Regions from separate parts of the Mus musculus genome. Here region 2 is linked to region 1. A link is a loop called in an ENCODE intact Hi-C map of the cell type or tissue named here. Cell type or tissue: heart. All regions are shown on one strand. Links, peaks and the distances in the headings refer to the core of each region. The heading gives the core; the rest is flanking DNA.

What was found. A loop is a pair of places that touch in the nucleus more often than their neighbours do. Peaks named below come from ENCODE experiments on the same cell type or tissue, not always from the same donor. Only the 100,000 strongest peaks of a DNase experiment are listed, where the experiment ranks them.
Region 2: it touches region 1 in a loop (1.9-fold over the local background); 2 of 42 quality-filtered maps call a loop at or near these places.

Annotation. Positions count from the first base shown.
Region 1 is chr12:80,020,423-80,025,793 of GRCm38, forward strand. Gm36660 (a long non-coding RNA gene) reads right to left here. Exons shown (of 4, transcript XR_872852.1): 4 at 1-1,532. The region is part of intron 1 of Gm36834 (a long non-coding RNA gene); the gene reads left to right. Among named protein-coding and RNA genes, the nearest start is that of Gm36834, 3.5 kb to the left of the region's middle. In heart, for the core only: no CTCF peak of the experiment used is centred there; DNase peaks (open chromatin) are centred at 1,989 and 3,269; H3K4me3 peaks cover 1,128 bases; H3K27ac peaks cover 3,825 bases.
Region 2 is chr12:80,080,096-80,085,466 of GRCm38, forward strand. It overlaps Gm36660 (a long non-coding RNA gene), which reads right to left. Exons shown (of 4, transcript XR_872852.1): 1 at 4,732-5,371; 2 at 2,127-2,262; 3 at 1,009-1,083. Among named protein-coding and RNA genes, the nearest start is that of Gm36660, 3.3 kb to the right of the region's middle. In heart, for the core only: CTCF peaks have their summits at 2,828 and 3,457; DNase peaks (open chromatin) are centred at 3,226, 4,006 and 4,546; H3K27ac peaks cover 3,247 bases.

The sequences.
Region 1 (5,371 bases), core at 322-5,321:
GTCTCCCTCAGTCTCTCTCTACCTTATTTCTTGGGATGGGTTTTTCTCACTGACCGTGGAGCCTGCTGTTTCTGCTAAACTGGTTGGCTAGGGACCCCACTCTGGTCTGACTGTCTCCCCTCCTTAATGCTAGGGTTGCCAGCATATACCATCACACTCAGATGCTGTGTGTGGCTCTGAACTGAAGTCCTCATGATTGCTGCCCACTGGGTCACCTGTCCTGTCCCCTTTGCTTCTTTTAAAAAAGAGATGCCTGTACTGAATTGAAAGAAATGTTAGTCCCTACCAGCATATCTGGGTAATAGGATTATGGAACATTTTTATATTCTTCATGCTTTCCTTACTTAAAAATATTTTAAAGAGGAAAGCAGCTTTTCTTTTTCTTTTTTTTTTTTTCTTTCTGGGATTGTTTAGTCCCATTTGGCCTCTAAAGACAGAACAATGCAGTAGACCGTTAAAGGGCCAGGCTGGAGAACTGTCTCTAAAGAGGATGCCTGAATTTCAAGAAAGGATGATGTCCCTGTCTTCTGTCAAGAGACACGGGGCACAATGATCAGAGAAATAGGCCAAAAGCTAAGACAAGGGAAATGGGGTTCCTGGGCTAACAGAAAGCCTAAATAACTTCTGTGGACTCTCACTCTTTCATAGTTTTGACGTTTTTTTCTGAACTCTTGGGGATTCACTTCTCGGGGACAGAAACCCAGCCACACAGGGTTAACCCTTGCGTTTTGCTTCACTGAGCATGGTGTGGGGGTGAGAGCAGAGGGGGCCCAGCCCAGCCCCGGCTCCAGGCAGCATTAATAAAATGCAGGTGTTTGTACAGTTGCTTTAAAAGAGAGCGGGGAAGAAAGAGTCTCAGCTGCAGGAAGCATATAGAAATGAGCAGGGTTCAGTGGAGAAGAATGTGCAGGCAAGTCATGAGAACGCATTTTGCAAAGTGGGCTGGATTTGGGTGACTGGAATGCAATGATTGCTGATACAGGGCTGTGTGTGTGTGTGTGTGTGTGTGTGTGTGTGTGTGTGTGTGTGTGCACATGCCTGTACAGACAGGATTCTATTCTTACATAGACATATACTATCACCATACATCTTTTCCCAGAAGCACCTCAGACATCTTGGATTTGGCCTTCCCTCGCTATGACCCAGGATTGGTTGCTACAGACCCCACCACCAAGGGGCTGCCTTTTCTCTGCCTTTTCCTTTCTCTGGACTTCACACCCTGCCCATCTTCCCCACCACCATCCCTTTCCCTCTGAGGCTTCCCAATGGCTGTTTCTAGTTGGCCTCCGGTGTCTTCATCTCCCCTCTGCTCTATCTCCAAGTCAACACTCAGGAGCCCGGTTTCCTGTTTTCAGAGCCCACTTCTGTGGCCATAGCAGAAAAGAGTCCTTGGGCATCTATAGCTCTGCGCCAGTGGCTATTCAGCTTCTGTTGCTCGTGTGCTGGCCTCCAGGAGCCTCCTGAGATTCCTGTGCTGGTTTATAATGAAGCAGGTGAGGGAGCTGCATCCTCTTGGCCACTCAAGGCAGGATCTGAGTGAAGAGAAACAGAGGTGATTACCCTGAGACCTGGGCAGTAGCTCCAAAGACAGCTGGGTTCAATTATGGTCCCCCTGTCCTCCTTCCATCTCCTATGATAAAGGAGGTTGAAGCTGGTTACGCCTGTGGTTTACATTGTTTGGGTCCTGGTCTGAAATCCATTGAGGAATAAGGTTATAGCCATTTGATGACACAAGAAAGAAACTGGGTGATCCAGGTGGGGCCCCAGACGGAGGTAAAGTTCTTCAAATGGAAGTGGGTTCCTGAGTTCATGAGGAGAGAGGACCAGGGACATATGCTGAGAGGCGTAGGGCTCAGCTGCTGCTAATCCTATGCTGACCCTGCCTGTAGTGTGTACGTGTGCAGGACTAATGTGCTCTCCAGAATCCAGAGCCCAGAGGTCACGAGGAGATCAGGGGCTGGCAGGAACGCATCAGCTACCCTCTCCCTCAGCCCAGACAGAAATAACACTCTGGAGGATCAAGCTTTTACATTCTCACCTCTCCCATCCACCAAACTGGAGTCAGCAGATGGGAAGAGCGGGGCAATCAGATTGGCATTTAGCAGCACAGTCTGTGCCTGGGTCAGCCTTGGGGGGAGGGGGTGGGCTTCAGGACTAGCTGCCAGCCCACTAGGGAACTTTAAGCACTCCCCAATAAAGTTTCTGCAGCTGCAGTGCCCCAGGAGAGCGAGCCTGAGATACCTAAGATTTGAGCTAGCAGGGATGACAGTGGCAAACACCTTGGAAAATCCAGGATGAGCACTCTCCAAACCAGCATCATATGTCTTGGAGAGCCCCGGCCTCTCCTCCCTTCTGGGAGTCCCGGTAGGGGACAGCCTTGCAACTTCAGGACCGCACCCCTGTCTGAAAATCTTATGGAGCCCCTCCCCCACCCGCCCTGTGACAGGGGTCAGCAAGCCACAGATGTTTCTAATGAAGGTCCCAGACCCTGCCAGGAGGTAACAGGCAAACCACACAGCCCTGGATCCCACAAGGGGCCACAGCCCCCGGACCTACGAAAGCACACGCTGCCCAGTGAATGAGACCCACACTCTGGCATTCTCAGTTCTTTTCAGGAAATTGCCAACTTAGCCCTTGGCTTTCTCCTATCCCGCGCCCTCCCCGTTTCCGTAGTAACACCCCCCACCCCACCCCACCCCACCCCCGCGCGCGCCCACCCTCCGGAGCCCCTCCCCTTGCTGCCTGCCCCCTCCTCTCTTCTCCACCCTCGGGTCTCATCAGTCTGGGTGGGAACCAGGATTAGAGTGCCTGGGGACTGGGCCGCTTTTCCCAGGGCCGCTATGCTTTCCTGATGTCTTTGCAGCCGCAGGCTCCTGCCCCAAGCTTTTCAAGTCCCCAGACTTAATGAGCGGTCCTGGGTTTCCTCCTCTTCCCTTTCTCTGCCTCCAATAAAGTGAGAGAATTAACCCAGGTTTTAAGTGCCCGGGTTCCAAGTTGCATATCAAAGGGGGCTTCCCCAAGCTGCTTCTGCATTTCAAAGGGGCTGATTTACGCTTTCACTTAAACCCACACTTTTTGGGGTAAGAGTTTTACTGAGAGGTCAAACTCTGGAAAAACAAATGGATCCCCATTCACCCCTCCTGGGGTGCGCTGGGCCATTGGTGTATAAACTGCCCACAAGAAAGGTGGGAAAAAGGCTGCTCAGAAGCCAGGGCCCAGATCACCCCTGTTCCCGTGGGGTTTGCCTTTAGGAAGTGGGAGGGAGCACCGTCGGATCCTCCCAGCTGCTACAGGCCCTGTGTGATGGAACTAGTCAAATCCTAAACTCTGTGGCTGCTTCCTGCCCCTCCCAAGTCTGTTAACTACCATATACTGGGCCTTTCCTGCTTTATTTCCTTCTAACTGCAAAGCCCCTGACAATATTTAGCTACCATAGACCCGAATCAGTTTCCGAACACCAGCTTTCTCACACCCTCATAAAGCATTTCCACCCCAAATCCACTCACTCCACAACCTCTGCCATCATCCTACCCCACCTCAATTCACTCCTTGCTATGACTTCCTGATCCTTGAGGTCCTTCTCCCAACATCTCACCCCAGAGCCCACCTCCATGAAGTATCTTGAGAGATTCTGATCTCCACCATAAATGTGAAGACGTTCTTACCATGATTTAACACAGACCTGGTCCTTAAGCTTTCTCCATCATTAAGTCCCTGCGGAACGTGCAAGCAGTCAATGAAGCAGTCCTTGAGAGGGGCCAAGGAGATGATACAGCATCCTTGAGGAACATCTTAGGCATAATCGAGGGGTCAGAGCTGGAGAAGCATGGTGTAGTTTCCCCTTAAGGGTTGCATCTGTGTTTCCTTCTCTCACCTCGCCACCCGAATATTCATTTATGTAGTCACACAGAGCCATGTGCTGGCAGAAGACCTTACTAAGCACCTTCTGTATGTCAGGGGATTGAGACCAGAGAGCCGGTAATGAACTACAGTAAAACAAGATGAAAACCCCATCTCCCATGAAAAGGCTGTCAGTGTGTATAACCACAACTAACCTCTCCGTGAGGGTCTGGGGAAAGCTTCGGGCAATTTATTTCTAACTTGGAAACTGGTCAGGAACTTAGCAGATAGATGAGTATATTCTGGGTGCAAGGAATAGTAGGGACAAAGGCTATGATGGTGGTATCCCACCGATCAGTGTGTCCAGTACTCAGTGTGGAGGGAAGTAGCAAGAGAAAAAAGGGCATCAAATCTCATTATGGGTGGTTGTGCTCACATGTGGTTGCTGGGATTTGAACTCAGGACCTTCGGAAGAGCAGTCAGTGCCCTTACCCTCTGAGCCCGGTGGCACACGCCTTTAATCCCAGCACTTGGGAGGCAGAGGCAGGCGGATTTTAGAGTTTGAGGCCAGTCTGGTATACAGAGTGAATTCTAGGGCAGCCAGGACTGCAGAGGAAAACCCTGTCTCAAAAAACCAGAGGGGGAGACGGGTTATAGGTGGGAAACCCACCACCTCTGCCACGTTACCACCCAAACTTGACCCTGCTAAAAACCAAGTTGCATTCCTGAGTTATAATCAAGTTCAGTGCTCTGAGTCTGCCTCCAAGAAACATCACCAAGGCAACCTGAGGTTGACAGTGACACTGACTGTTCAGAATAGATGACCCCCAAGCCCTCAAGAAGACACTCAGAGACAAGCACTAACAACAGTGGAGACAGAACCAGCAATGAGGTCATCAGCACCGCCGGACAGATATCTATCCTTAGCCAGAGAATACTCCGGAACTCTTAGGGAGGTCCTAGGATCTGTTCCCTCTATAGCCGCAATGGCTAGAGCACAGCCACAATACCTTCACCAATGACATGAAGTTCATGCAGAGTGCCCAGCTACTTCGGAGCTATGAAGTGAATATTTGAGTGAGAAATTGTCTAGCAAACACACAGAAAGGGAGAGGGAGCTGAACTGAAGAAGATGGGCGATGATCTCAGAGGAAGATAGCAAGAGCCCAGGAGAGAGGTTTCCTTTGGGGTGGCCACACGTATTCAGCCACTGTCTCTGCTTACCGGCCCCTCCTCCCCAGGGAAGCACTAAGTAGGGCAGACTCTTCTCCCAGAGTCCTTAGCACAGGAGTCACTCATTTCTCTACCCATAAGATGAGCTGAAGAGGGTGTCACTGGGACCAGGAATAAAACTTCCTCTCTCCCTGGAGAGAGATGAGGAATCCAGGGAACATTTGGGGCAGTCACACAGGGTCCAGCTGTATACCCAGGAATACTGGTGCCTCGGCAATGCAGTTTCTCGACGGTCCCTTCTGGGTCTTTGCGCTCCACGTCTCATCACTGGTGTGGGCATGTGCCAGAGTCATCCCCA
Region 2 (5,371 bases), core at 75-5,074, 59 kb after region 1:
AAATGGACGTCATCATTTCTGAATGAGCCAACCAAGGCACCAGGGTGGGAGGGCTGTCTTCCCAAGGCCACGCTCACTGTTTACTAGTGTGATCTCTTAGATGCACAGTCCAGGGCTGAGAGGCCCCAGTCCTGTCAGTGACAGCTGATGTCCAGGCAGTGTGACCTCATAAGGCTCCCTTAGCCACCCATTAACAAGCAACTGTAACGCCTCTGGCACTGTCCCATGCCCTCCAACGAGGCCTGTTTGCATCTCTGCTCTTCCTCTGAGGGGCACTAGCACCCAGGGGTGCCCTGTCACGTGGAAAGTCATTTCCCAAGACTGAAAAAGCAAACCAATGGATCTTCAAAGGAATAAAGGCAAACTTCTATTTTAAAAAGTGCAATGGAAACCAGGCATGATGGCCCATGCCTGTAATCCTAGCATTCAGGGGTCTGAGGCAGGATGATTGAAGCAAATTCAAGGCTAGACTGGCCTACATGGTAAGTTCAAGGCCAGCCTAGGCTACAGAGCAAGAGTCTGACTCTAGATAGATAGATAGATAGATAGATAGATAGATAGATAGATAGATAGATAGATAATAAATAAATGCAAACGAAAAGTCAAGAAAAGTGGTACATGATATATATCAACAGTCCCGCTGGGCGTGGTGGCGCACACCTTTAATCCCAGCACTTGGGAGGCAGAGGCAGGCGGATTTCTGGATTCATGGCCAGCCTGGTCTACAGAGTGAGTTCCAGGACAGCCACGGCTATACAGAGAAACCCTGTCTCAAGAAAACCCAAAAAAAAAAAAAAAAAGTCTCAGCACCCAAGAAGCAGAGGGAAGATGGTTGCAAGTTCAAGGCCAGCCCCAGTTGCATAAAGGCAAGGGCAGCTATGACACATAAAAATAATAATAGCAACAATTATAATAAATAAAATAAAATTGATATAAATAATATATAAATATATGAAAGAAAATTGTAATAGCAATAATAATGGAGACAACCCTGGGATCCCTACTCACCCATCAGCTGCAGGTTCTTTGACAGCAGAAATGACTCCTGCCACTCTTCAGCCTTTCAAGTCTCAGTCTTGTTACCTGTGAAACAGCATTGTTGCCTCTTATGCTGCCTCCTTGTGAAGTTAGAAGTAGACAATGAATATTTTAAAATGTCCCGACTGAGACTAGAGAGATGGCTTAGCCGCTAAAAGCACTGGCTGCTCTTCCAGAAGATGGTGTTTAATTCCCTGCGCCCACACAAAGGTTTACAACTGTCTATAAATCCAGTTCCAGGGGCTCCGATACCCACTTCTGGCCTCCACAGACACTGCATGCATGTGGTACACAGATATATGTTCAGGCAAACTCTCATACACATAAAATTAAAATACTATTTTAAAGTGCCGTGGTTTCTCAAATGCTCTCAGAGCCTAGGCAATTATCCGTTATTAACATAATGTTCCCTGGCATTTGATAGAAGTGGTCTGTAGGGGGCAGGGAATAGAGGGAAGTTACTTAGGTAACTCAGCCAGGTTATCCAGGAAGCTCCCACCAGCCTGCTTTAATGAGTTCCCCTTAATCATAGTGGCCTCTCTCCCAGTGCCTGGCTCTTTCTGAACTCTTCATGAACCCTGCAGTCCCTGGCTCACCCACATAAGCCCATGGTCCCTCTCCCCAACAAGATGTAGGCCCATCCCAACAACAGAGCCCCCCACTAGCTCCCAGGTCAGGCTTTCCTCAGCTCCCATCCTTCATGAACCTATGGGGGTTCCCACAACCCCTCCTTTCTCACTGAAGTATCAGAAAAATAAACCACAGGCTGGCTAGCCCGTCTCTAGAGCAGATGGGGTCTCCAGTTCACTCAGGTGTCCTGGGGGCATCACTGTGTGGCATTGGGAGGTAGGAGGCCTTGGGCCACCTTGGAGTCCCCCAACCTTGGGTTCCTCCCATTCTCTGCACCCCATACTAAATCCAAGGGAGGGGCTGGGAACTAGCATTTCCTAATCCTTTATTATGTGCTGGGCTCTTTGCCCATATTCACACTACTACTCCCATTTAACAGATGAGGAGAAACAGGTTCCCAGATCTATGGCAGGCAAGGCATAGAGGAGCGAGGAGAAATATAAATCCAGGGCTCTTACCCTCAGCTTGGGTGCGAGGGTGGATCCCACATTCACAGTCATCTGCTGAGTCTATGCACAGCAGATTTAGTGGAGCAGGTCAAAGAAAACAAAGTTCTCTAGGCTCTGGGTTCTGAGATTAGGATCTCCATAAGTACTGGAAATGGATATGAAAAATAAAGACTTGCTATTATGGTGGCTATCTTTTCATTGTTGCATTATTTTCTCAAAAAAAAAAAAAAAGTTCTCAGGAACCTCTTTTCCCAGAGTGAGCAACCAATTCAAATAAACAGCAGCAGCTAATATCCATGGACCACTTACTATGCACCAAAGCTCTTTATAGGAGTGTTCCCATGGAATCCAACAGACTGTACAGTTGTCTCTGTTAACCTGCTTTGTGGGTGCTGAGACTAAGATGAAGACATTTGCCGCAGATCACTGAGCTAGCGAGGAGGTTTCACCCCAACCGTCTAATATTATGCCTTGTGCCCATGCTCTCAATGTCTAACCCAATGAAGGGACCTCCTATGTGCTGTGTCAGAGAGTCAATAAAGAACCAGGATCAAAGCTGTTGAATACAGTGGGAAGAAGGATGGGAGGGAGGGAAGAGAGAGGGAAGGAGGCCCATCAGGCTGGAGGATGACCTTATGAACATGGAAGAATTGAGGCGCTTGTCTGTGAAATTGTAGTACCTCCTCTACTGCACCCTAGAGGGTGGGACAGGGATAGTAGGCAGATGCAGAGTGTCTGGGGACACACCCTGCCTGATGGACCGCCTCTTGGTGCTCAGCTTGCCTCCCACCTGTCCTATTCTTGAGTTGAAGATCTCCCAGGACATCATCTGTAAGCCGTTGCCACCACAGACCCACCCAAGCCCCGGGCACAGAACACACCATTGGCTAAGCTTTGGGAAGGAAGGACCACTAGGTGAAGAAGGCAAGCCCCTGTTCTAGGTGTCCCCACATGAGAAGAGCACCCTCCCCCATTTGTTTTCAGAGAGCAGTCAGTCTCCTGGGGTCCCTCATCTCCTGTTCCAAGGAGTCTGTTATTGCTGCCTCTCTCTTCCTCCAGGCCCCCTCCCTGCCTCCCTTCCTTCCAGCCCTGTGTTCTCTCCTCTGCTGCTTCCTCAGCACCTCACACTTCCTCCCCTCACAGGTTCCCCTTTCCTCTGCTTGGGAGGCTCTTTCACTGGATCCCAGCTGACCATGTGGTCGTTCTGCCCACCTTTCAAAATCCACTTCCATATCGGCTCTGCCAAATAATCTTTCCCAAGGTTAGGACCCCAGCAAGGCTTTCATGGCCTACCCTGTCGGGGCCATAAGTCGCATCATAATTTCATTGCCTTTAATCTCCACAAGGGACAGGCTAGGATGTGTTCTGCCCTGACTCCAGGCTGCACAGCATAAGGTACAGACTTTCGGGTCCACAGACGTGGTACACTGCAGACTCAGCTTGTTTCAGAGAGGCAAAGGAACACAGCACGAGGAATTCTTGAATTAGTGTGAACATGTTATCACTAGCTCTGTGGTGGCTGGAGATCCTTTCTCAATTGCCCTGAGACCCACAGATCCTCAGACCAGGAAAAATGCAGTTAGACACCAGCCATTTCCTTGGTTAAGGATCCTCTCCCACCAAACCAAGGGTTCAAGCCTCCAGCTAGCCACCGTCTGGATAAAAGTCTGGGGGTCAAAGAGAGATGGGTTCAATAAGCCCTCCCTGAAGGCCTTGGCTAGCTGAATGCAAGCTGAATCCAGGAACCCCACACTGCCTCTGCCCTACCCCCACCTCCCTCAGGAACCAGTCAACAAGAACCTAAGCTTGAATAAACAAGGCCACAGGAAAACCAGTCCCTTATCTGTTACCGGCTTTGCTTCTCCAGCTCAGCCACTTGGCTGGAACGCCAGGAGGAGGGAGTCACCCAGACTCCTCCCATCTCTACTTCATCCTCCCTAGCCAGCTCCTCCCCCAGGAGTGGCTATGCTCCTAGGTCACTGACCCCTACTAGCTGGAGAGGGGAGGCCAAGGCTCTCTTAACAACCCATGTCAAGGCTGAATCGCTGATTGTCAATGCTGGAGAGACTCCTGAGCCCCTAGTCCCACTTTCCTCTTCCTTCTGTCAGAATGGGGGATCATAGTTGGGTTCTTCTTGCTAGAGGAGGTAGACAGAAGCTGTGGGGTAAGCCATCTGTCAGCTGGTTGAAGGTCGAGGCTCTGGCTTAGACATCTAGGTCAGGAGGTATGCATGTGTGTGCGTCTTCAGGACTAATAGACACTTGCAACAAGATGGATTCATTGGGTTCATTTGTCTCCTGCTGGGAACAAAGTCTCCTGCTGCTCCACATGTCTGTATAGTGAGATAAAAGGCTACAAAGGATGTGGCCTGGGTGAGTCTAACTGTCTGACCGGCTCCATTTGTATTTATAATTTCATAAGCCTGTTGCTGACCCAGAGAGGGGTGGTGGCTGATTAGCACAGCCCAGGCTGTCACATTACACTGGAGAGATTCCAGTCTGAAAATAAATCTGGAGGTCTGAGGTGTTGGGTTCCATGAAGTAAAAATATCTGAGCCACATCCCCTAAGAAAATAGATTCCCATACTTCCCAGAAAGAAAGAAAAAAAACTTACCAGTGAAAGGGGGTGGGGCATGCTCTTTTCCCCTCACACAGCCACTGGCTTCTCTCCTTCCACCGTAACAAAGGTACTTCCTGGAGAAGGTCAGGGGTGAGGTAACGTTTATTTTTCCTCAGATATACAACGAGGCAAGATTGAGAGACATGTGAAGACAGAAAGTTCTCCAGGACCAAAAGAAACACAGACTCCAAGTAGGTAGAGCCCAGGCCTGGAGACTGGCGCTGTCGGTACTATGAGACTTAACTTTATGGAAATGAAGTGAGGAAAAGATATATATGTATACGCTCCACAAATAGTCTTGAAAGGGGCACTGGGGAGAGAAAGTGCCTGAGAAGCCAGCCCTGTGGGTGAACTAGAAGGAAGCAAACTACAGCCTGCCCCCAGCTGAAGTGGAAGTTTCTACTTTCCTCTGCTGGGTGGTGGGCTAGAAGGGAGGTTAAAGCGTTTAAGAACACTTATTAAACTAGATTTTGAAACAAATCTAGGCCTACACCCAGTTCTCAGCACGGCTTGGTTTGGAAACATCAGAGTATGCATCTGCTTGCTCCTGTGATTGGCTGCTCTCAAGCTTCGGCAGGTTCGAGTTGTTCCAACACAGACTATAGAGCCTTGAACACCTAAGACATCTTGTACT